Regions from separate parts of the Homo sapiens genome. Here region 1 is linked to region 2. A link is a contact called in ENCODE Hi-C or POLR2A ChIA-PET data. All regions are on one chromosome and are shown on one strand. The core of a region is the stretch at or near the end of the contact, and the rest is flanking DNA. Distances in the headings are between cores, read along the strand shown.

What was found. A loop is a pair of places that touch in the nucleus more often than their neighbours do. ChIA-PET counts read pairs that join two places held with the same protein, here RNA polymerase II (POLR2A). Pooled maps may share reads with other maps.
Region 1: a pooled map shows a loop between it and region 2 (5-fold over the local background). The contact joins two enhancer-like sites. A Hi-C loop is called at or near these places in 9 of 50 pooled maps. POLR2A ChIA-PET finds 5 or more read pairs at or near these places in 3 of 52 experiments (A673 and activated T-cell).

What each region holds. Positions count from the first base shown.
Region 1 is chr3:141,543,325-141,547,924 of GRCh38, reverse strand. All of the region lies in intron 5 of RASA2 (RAS p21 protein activator 2), which reads right to left. Among named protein-coding and RNA genes, the nearest start is that of RASA2-IT1, 20 kb to the right of the region's middle. Within about 2 kb of position 3,049, at least 3 of the 41 ENCODE cell types and tissues checked have a DNase peak (open chromatin) inside an H3K27ac peak, as active enhancers do.
Region 2 is chr3:141,411,716-141,416,842 of GRCh38, reverse strand. The region is part of intron 5 of ZBTB38 (zinc finger and BTB domain containing 38); the gene reads right to left. Among named protein-coding and RNA genes, the nearest start is that of ZBTB38, 46 kb to the right of the region's middle. Within about 2 kb of position 3,247, at least 34 of the 41 ENCODE cell types and tissues checked have a DNase peak (open chromatin) inside an H3K27ac peak, as active enhancers do.

The DNA of each region.
Region 1 (4,600 bases), core at 1,800-4,299, 130 kb before region 2:
CAAAAAGTATTTGACAAAATTCAACAGTCCTTCATAATAATAAAACCCTCAAAAAATAGGTACAGAAGGATCAAACCTCAACACAATAAAAGCCATATAGTACATATCCATAGCTAGTATCATACTGAATGGGGAACAACTGAAAGTCTTTTCTCTAAGATCTGGAACATGACAAGGATGCCCACTTTCACCACTGTTATTCAAGTCCTAGCTAGAGCAATCAGACAAGAGATAGAAATAAAGGCATCCAAACTGGAAAGAAAGAAGTAAAATCATCCTTGTTCACAGATGATATGATCTTATTTGGAAAAAACCTAAAGACTCCACCAAAAAACTATTAGAACTGATAAACAAATTTAGTAAAGTGGCAGGATTCAAAATTAACACAACAAAAATCAGTGGGGTTTCTGTATGCCAACAGTGAACAATTTGAAAAATAAATCAAGAAAGTAATACTGCTTACACAATAGCTACAAATAAAACAAAATAGCTAGGAATTAACCACAGAAGTGAAAGACATCTATAATGAAAACTGTAAAACACTGATGCAGGAAATTGAAGAGGACACTCAAAAATGGAAAGATATTCCAAGTTCATGGACTGGAAGAATCAATGTTGTTAAAATGTCCATACTACCTAAAGCAATCTACAGATTCAATGCAATCCCTACTGAAATACCAATGTCATTCTTCACAGAAATAGAAAAAAAAAATCCCAAAATTTATATGAAACCACAAAAGACCCAGAATAACCAAAGCTATCCTGAGCAAAAAGAACAAAACTGGAAGAATCACAATTATCTGATTTCAAATTATACTACAGAGCTATAATAATCAAAACAGCATTGTACTGGCATAAAAACAGACACATAGACCAACAGATCATTACAGAGAACCTAGAAACAAATCCGTACATCTACAGTGAACTCATTTTTAATAAAGGTGCCAAGAACATACACTGGGGAAAGGACAGTTTCTTCAATAAATGGTGCTGGGAAAAATAGATATCCATATGCAGAAGAATGAAACTAAACCCGTATCTCTCACCATATTAAAAAAATCAAATAAAAATGGATTAAAGGCTTAAATCTAGACCACAGACTATGAAATTACTACAAGAAAACATTGGGAAACTCTCCAGGACATTGGACTAGACAAAGATTTCTTGCATAATGGTTGCCACAAGCACACAAGCACAGGCAACCAAAGCGAAAATAGACAAATGGGATCACACCAAGTTAAAAAGCTTCTACACAACAAAGGAAGGATCAACAAAGTGAAGAGACAACCCACAGAATGGGAGAATATTTGCTAACTAACCATCTGAGAACGGATTAATAACCAGAATATGTAAGGAGGTCAAACAACTCTACGGGAAAAGAATATAATAATCTGATTTAAAAATGAGCAAAAGATCTGAATAAATATTTCTCAAAAGAAGACATACAAATGGCAAACAAATTTATGAAAAGGTGCTCAACATCACTGATCATCAGAGAAGTGTAAATCAAAACTACAATGAAATTATAATTTTTCTCCAGTTAAAATGGCTTTTATCCAAAAGACATGCGTAACAAATATTGGTGAGGATATGGAGAAAAGGGAACCCTTGTACACTGCTGGTGGCAATGTAAATTAATAAAACCACTATGGAGAACAGTTTGGAGGTTCCTCAAAAAACTAAAAATAGAGCTACCACATGATCCAGCAATCCCACTAAAGAAAGGGAATCAGTATATTGAAGAGGTATCTGCGCTCTCATGGTTACTGTGGCACTATTCACAATAGTCAAGAATTGGAAGCAATCTAAGTGTCCATCAACAGGCGAACTGATAAAGAAAATGTGGTATATATACATAATGGAGTACTTTTCAGTCACAAAAAAGAATCAGGTCCTGTCATTCAAAATAACAGGGATGGAACTGGAGATCATTACGTTAAGTGAAATAAACCAGGCACAGAAAGACAAACCTCGTATGGTCTCACTTGTGGGAGCTAAAAACTCAAACAATTGAACTCATGATAACAGAGAGTAGAACAAAGTTTTCCAGGGGCTGGGACGGGAAGTGAGGGTACAAAAATATAGTTAGATATAATGGATAAGATCTCGTATTTAACAGCATAAGAAGGTGACTACAGACAACAATAATTTATTATACATTTAAAAATAACTAAAAGAGGGCCAGGCTTGGTGGCTCATGCCTGTAATCCCAGCACTTTGGGAGGCTGAGGTGGGCACATCACGAGGTCAAGAGTTCGAGACCAGCCTGACCAACATGATGAAACCCCAACTCTACTAAAAATACAAAAATTAGCCAGGTCTGGTGGTGCACACCTGTAATCCCAGCTACTCGGAGGCTGAGGCAGGAGAATCACTTGAACCCAGGAGGTGGAGGTCGTGTCACTGCACCCCAGCCTGGTCGACAGAGTGAGACTCCATCTCAAAAAAAAAAAAAAAAAAAAAGTATGTAGTACCTCCCCACTCTCTCTCCTGTTCCTGCTCCTGCCATGTAGGACACCTGCTCCCGCTTGGTGTTTGTTATGATTGGAAGCTTCCTGAGGCCTCCCCAGAAGCAGATGCTGCCATGCTTCCTGTACAGCCTGCAGAACCATGAGTGAATTAAACTTCTTTATAAATTACCCAGTCTCAGGTATTTCTTTATAGCAATGTGAGAATGGACTAACACAAGACACTAACACCAAGATGACATGATTGTTATGATTATGTGACATGGATCTGAAAGCAGCCATCATAAAAATAATTCAATGAGCAATTTCTTTTTAACTTAAGTTCAGGGGTACATGTGCAGGTCTGTTATATAGGCAAACTTGTGTCACAAGGGTTTGTTGTACAGATTATTTTGTCACTTAGGTATTAAGGCTAGCACCCATTAGTTATTGTTCCTGATCCTCTCCCTCCTCCTACTCTCCACCCTCTGGTAGGCCCTAACGTCTGTTGTTCTTCTCTATGTGTCCATGCATTCTCATCATTTAGCTCCCACTATAAGTGAGCACGTGCAGTATTTGGTTTCATTTTCTGTTTCTGCGTTAGTCTGCTAAGGATAATGGCCTTCAGCTCCGCCTATGTTCCTGCAAAGGATATGATCTCTTTCTTTTTTACGGCTAGTATTCCATGGCATGTATGTACTGCATTTTCTTTATCCAGTCTGCGATTGATGGCCATTTAAGTTGATTCCATGTCTTTGCTATTGTGAATAATGCAATGAACAATTATGAATATGTTTGAAACAAAAAAACAAGAAAGTCTCTGCAAAAGAAACTCTCACCAAAGGAAAAAAGTTATAAAGAAGAATCAAATATAAATTTTAGAACTTAAAAATATAAATAACCAAAATAAAAAACTCAACAGATAAGCTAAACAGAAGAATGAAGAAGACAGAGGAAAGAATCAGTGAACTTGAAGACATAACAATAGAAATCACCCAATTTGAACAACAGAGGGAAAATAGACTGGGGGGAAAAGCAAAGGACAAAGCCTCAGGGGGACCTCTGGGACTGTAAAAAAAAGACCTAACATTTGTGCCACTGGCGTTCTGAAAGAAGAAGAGAAAGATAGCAGAGGTGATAAAGAATTAATAGAAGAAATAATGGTTGAAAATTCCCCAAATCTGGCAAAAGACATAAATATACATAGTCAAGAAGCTGAGCGAACCCCAAACAGGATAAATTAAATAAATCTATTCCAGGATACATCACAATCAAGCTAAAACATATAGAAATCTAAAGGCAGGCTGGGCGTGGTGGCTTACACCTATAACCCCAGGACTTTGGGAGGCCAAGGCAGAAGGATCACTTCAGGCCAGGAGTTCGAGAGCAGCCTGGCCAATATGGCGAAACCCTGTTTCTACTAAAAATGTAAAAATTAGCTGGGCATGGTGGTGCATGCCTGTAATTCCAGCTACTTAGGAGGCTGAGGCATGAAAATCGCTTGAATCCGGGAGGCAGAGGTTGCAGTGAGCTGAGATCACACCAATGCACTCCAGCCTGAGTGACAGAACTAGACTCCATATCAAAAAAAAAAAAAAAAAGAAAAAAGAAAGAAAGAAAGAAAAAAGAAAAGAAATCTAAAGGCAAAGAACAACCTTAAAAGAAGCCAGAGAAAAACGGTGTGTTACCTATAGGGAAAAACAATTTGAATGACAATGAACTTCACATCAGAAACCATCGAGGACACAAGGAAGTGGTACATTTTCAAATGTGGAAAGAAAAGAACTGTCCACTCAGAATTCTATATCTAGTATAATTATCTTTTACAAATGAAGAGGAAATCAAGACCTTCTGAGATGAAGGAAAACCAAGAGAATGTATCACCAAGAGACTTACTCTAAAAGAATGTTAAGAGGAAACTCTATACACTTAATCACAGAAGGAATCGTGAAACATCAGAAAGGAAAAAAATAACATGGAAAGGGCAAAAATGTGGGTAGAGACAACAGACTTACACTTTCCTTTTCCTCTAACTCTTTTCAACTGTGTTAGATGGCTGAAGCAAAAATTATAACATTGTTTGATGTGGTTCTCAATATATGTAGACAAAATATTTAAGACAAAGTATATTACAAATGGGGGAGGGTAAAGGG
Region 2 (5,127 bases), core at 1,998-4,497:
TTCTGGTGGCTCCAGTCTCTCCTTGGCCTGTGGCTGCGTAACGCTTATCCTCTGCCTTCATCTGCACATGGCCTTCTCCTTTCTACAAGTGTCTCTACTGTGTGTCTCTTATAAGGACACCTGTCATTGGCTTTAGAGTCCACCTCTCATCTCAGAATCCTTAATTACATCTGTGAAGACCCTTTTCCCAAATTAGGTCACACTCACGGGTTCTGGGACATGGACACATCTTTTGGGGTGCAGCCATTCAACCCATTACTGACACCATGGCAGTAGCTCACATGAATGAATGTGAGAGGGAGCTGGGATCCAGAACTCCACGCTAAGCTTCCTGACAGTGGTAGGAAGAGGAAGAAGAGAGGAAGGGAGAGCGAGCCAGCTCAGAGACTCCTAAGATATCCAGCTGCACTCCCAAGTTGTGTTCTGCTCAAGGGACCCCAGGCCACTGTGAGTCCAGGGCAAAGGACCACCTGAGAGTACTCCACGGAATGGAAAAAAATCACAACAACCATAAATTCACAAAAAGCCAGGCCATGCTGCCCTCAAAATGTAGGCAAGAACTTGGAAGGGCTGAAAAGGCTTTTAATTCATTTTTAAACTAGATTAATGTAATATGAAGCTGGAATTTCCTCTCTAAGATTCTGCAGCCCTTTTCTCACCACCCTAGTAGTTTCCAGTCCAGACAGGTCACCATGGCAGCATGGGATTAATTATTTCTGTCTTTCCCGTTGTTTTCTCAGGAGCAGGCAATGCCCTCAGCCATGAACATTAAAGAAGTTCAGCTACACCTCCCTTTTCACCACCTACAAGGGTCCCATAAAAATTCACTGAGAGCAGACCACCCCTCGTTTTTATACTGATACACGTTCCACCATTAAAATCCTACATTATAATTATTTATGTCAGTTCCCTGATACACAAAGGTTTTCTGTCCCCTAAAATAGGACCTTCCCTGCTTGGCAACAGGGTTTCCAAGGCCAGAAGGTCAGTGGGGGCTGGAGATGGTGGAAAGGAATGAGGCACTATAAGATTAAAGTCACAACCAGGGGACAACAAGAGTCTTCAGAATCAGATTCTTAATGTGGTCAATCACCCCATCATACATTTCTACAGCAGGGCTTAAAAGGCACAACCCTCAACCCCACCGCCTAAGACCAAAGCCTCCAATGCACCTCCTAGTTAGCAAGTCCACAATCTTACATAGGCCAATCTCTATGTCAGTCTGTCTCTGTGCTTCGCCAGAGTGTCTAGAGCAGCACTCCTCAAATGTCAATGTGTGTAAGTCAGCTGAGGATCTTGTTAAGTGCATTTTCTGACACAGCGGGTCTGGGGTAGGGCTCGAGGCTCTGTATTTCTAACGGACTCCCAGAGGATGTCCATGCTGCCAGTCTGAGGACCACACTGGGGGTAGCAAATGTCAGGACTCCACTGCAACAGCATCTGATGGCTTTTCTTTGGTCAAGTCATCCTGGAACAAGTTTCTAGAATGATTCCACCCTGGCCCCCCTAGAGTCCAGCCCACACAGCATAAGCCCTACAACTTGACTTATAATGGCAGAAACTTGCATTTCTAATAAAAGCCCAACTCCTACAACGAAAATGGGTGACGTAAACAGGACAGATTCCAGAAAAGGTTCTTGTATGTCTGGTCCGTCTTCATCTATGTCAGGGTGGAGATGGCTGAGGTACCCCTGAAGATGTGGTTTAAATGGAGTGTAGGGAAACCAAGTTCCCTGACCTCTGGTGAAATAATAGCTAGAATGGAGAAGATGATGATGATGATGCCAGAAACAAGAAAAGCTAACATTGACTGAGCACCTTTTACATCCCAGGCCCTGTGCTATGTGCGTCAAAGACATTATGACTCAGCACCGAGAAAGAAAGGGCAGGGTTAAAAGATATGCAGAAAAGAGGGAAAGCACTGTAAATTCCAGGGTGTGTGGAAGGTCAATAAAGTGTCAACAGAGGCAGAGAGGACAATCCTCAGATTGTCCCAGTCTAGGCCTAGTTAAGGAGTCACTGTTTGATATTTCAGAAAACATCCTTGGACCAAACATACCAAAGACCAAGTACACCAGGACGTATCTGCTGTCCCTTGCTGTCATCCATCACCTGATGCCATCCAGGTTAGCCTCTGCAGGCTTGGTTCCATCTGGCTGCCTTAAGACGGACATGCCTGGACACAGAGGGGCTTCCTCTGATGTTCTTCCTGTCTCACCCTGGGATCAGTACACCGAGCACTGGGCAACTTAGTCAGGGCTGCTCTGTCTGATGCCTTCCAGATGTCCCTGGACACAAATACTATGCTCTGCTACTGACCCCACTGACATAATTACTTTGCCTGTATGAAATGGACATAGTTATATCTGAAGTGGCTGACTTATTTGTGGTGACATGGAGAAGGTTCAATGGTCTTTACTTTTCCCTGGGCTGGGCCTTAGACAGCTTCAAGCCCAACGCTCTGCAGGAGAAGACTGGGCAGGTTGCCACTGAGGGAATTCGGATCAGCGGACTGAGTCAAATGGCGTGCAACTGGCATGCAAGAAGCAGTCCATAGGCTCCATTCGGCCTGCAGACGCTCTCATCAGGCCCCTATCTGTGTGAAAAAGTTTCAAACCTCCAGTTTGCCACAATCTAACCACTTGCTTACCTTCTTATACCAAGCCCACATTTGATGTTCATATTACTTTCCTGTTCCTGTATGTATGTGAGTTTTAGATCTTAGTCTATAAAAACGTAAGTATAAATCACATGTAGGTTTTGTTCTGCCTGTGAAATTTTAATCTCTGTACTGTGAGTCATTGTCCTTCTAAAATTTAAATGATGAGATGTCAGTATTCAAGTTTTCAAAACTCTCAGAGTGCTCCGTCCTAATGAAGAACAGGTGTTGAGAAGCCTTACCACAGAATATATTTGGGTGACATACTATTTCTTAAGGATCCCTTTAGTTTGTCCATTCCTATGGGGAAAATTTCTCTACGTAAATCTTCAGAGACAGAGTGGCAGGTATCAAACTCTTCACTTTGCTCCAGTCAGTCACATTAATGATAAAGTCTGTTCAAGCTTCAAGAAAAAGGGGTACTTAACTCCTAATAAGCATTTCATGAAATCAGATTTTCTATCAGAGGCACTCAGCTCTCCTTTAAAACAAGCATCCCACAAGTCATCATGAGCAGGTGTGTAACGGGGGAAGCAACACTCACTGAGTTTTTATCGGTTCCGGTATCCTGAGCTGACATCATGCTCCTTCCTGGGTTACAGTATGTGGGAGTTGACATCATGCTCCATCACTGTGTCACACAAATACAACAGTTCCAAAAAACAGATCATAGAAATAGGGCCTGGACCATCCAGCTGTCAGGTATTCAAAACAATAGGGTCAACACCATGAAGCATCTCCACCAAGATCACAAGTACCCACAAGGAATCCTCAGAACTGCTCAATGAAAATGGTGGCTAAACCCAGGAAGCAGATTTCAGCTTTAGAGACATCAGGGGGATGTGCAGCTGATTCCTCAGTCTGGGGAGCATTCTGACCGTCTGGGGTGTGAGGACCTCCTGCAGGAAGGTGGCTGAGGCTCTCGGCCGGCTGGGTCTTCCCCACCTCCTCCCCACTGTCAACAGACACCTGGCTCCAGGCGCAAAATACCAGCGTACAGAGATCATCTGTATGGGCCTGGGCCCTCAGATATTTATTTAAGTCCACGTACACACTTTCCCTGCACAAACATTTTCTTCTTCCCCATTTCCCACAATTCCTCCTCCCATGTTTCCAGTTTGAAGCCACTGCTGGCAACACTACGACCTCTGGAGGGAGGCCAGGCCTGGCAGCACAGAGCTCGAAGGCAGCACAGGATTGTGAAAGTCGCCTCTTCATAGGCTCAGGAGACGCAGGCGCTTGGCAGAGCTGTCCGGCAAGCCCACCAGTAGGTCTGAGGTACAAAGAGAGGCACAAAGGCTTTCCTACTATGGAAAAGCGACAAAAACTCTGGCCAGTGTTTCAAATGGATGAACAATGGTTCAGATAAAAAAAAAAAACCGAGTGGAAAAAATTGTGGGAGGGAGAAAGAATATTAAGGGAGCTAAGTTCCAGTGAGCTGTTGCCAATTTCACCCCAAAAGAAAGGTAATAGAAACAGAAGGAAAGTTTCTGGCAGTAGTCAGGTGCCTACATAGTTCCCCTATTCACCTGGTTTAGGGTAGAATTATCTGAGCAGAAGGAGCAATGATGTTGGTAAATAAGTTGTCTACATTAAAAAATAATTAAAACTCCCCAAACAAACTCCAAACCACTGCAGGTAAACACTCGCAATATGTTGTTTAGAAAAATTATGCTTTAAATATACTGATCTAAAAAAAAAAAAATCAAAAGAACAGACTGTTCTGTAGAATAGCTTGAGTTTCTGCCTGTGCTTTCATTTTAGAAAACAAATGCTCGTAGACCTCACAGTGGGAGGAGTTTCACACAGGGATTCAGCTCGCAGAAAATGGCCACCGGCTTTGAGAGACCTTAACACAACAAACAGGGCACCCAAGAGACCTTTTGGGAATACGAGGCACTTGCCTTTCACAAGGGTAATCGTCTAGAGATACACAAAACCATTTTTTTTTCTTCCCGACCAGTAACATAAATCATAGCTTCCAAAGTATTTGTTTACAGAATACCACAGTGACTAATTACCAGAACTTTTCTTATTCTCTCTGAGCAAAGGAACCTCATGGGAGAAAAAAAATATAGGTCATTTTTAATGTAAGGGAGTTGCTAGGATTGGAGGTTAAGACAACTATTTAAACTTCATAAAAGGAAAAACAAAAGACCTCAAAAAGTATTTTCTAAAATAGAGAAAGGTGCAAATCTTCTTATCAGAAACGCATTATAAATAGAAAAGAAACTCTTAAAAGAGATTCTTCAAATGTGACAAAAAGCTCTTGGTTTCCTGAAAATGTCAAAAACAAAAACAAATATTGACAATACTAAATATCCAACAGACAGGGTAAGAACTTCACTTAGAAGCAAATTTCCATTTAGGTAATTTATGGTGCTTCTGTGCAAAAAGTTGCTTTACACTGTGTAGTCGCTGAAGACACTCCAGAATTGCTAGACCTTCACAGGAAAAATTTTAAAGGT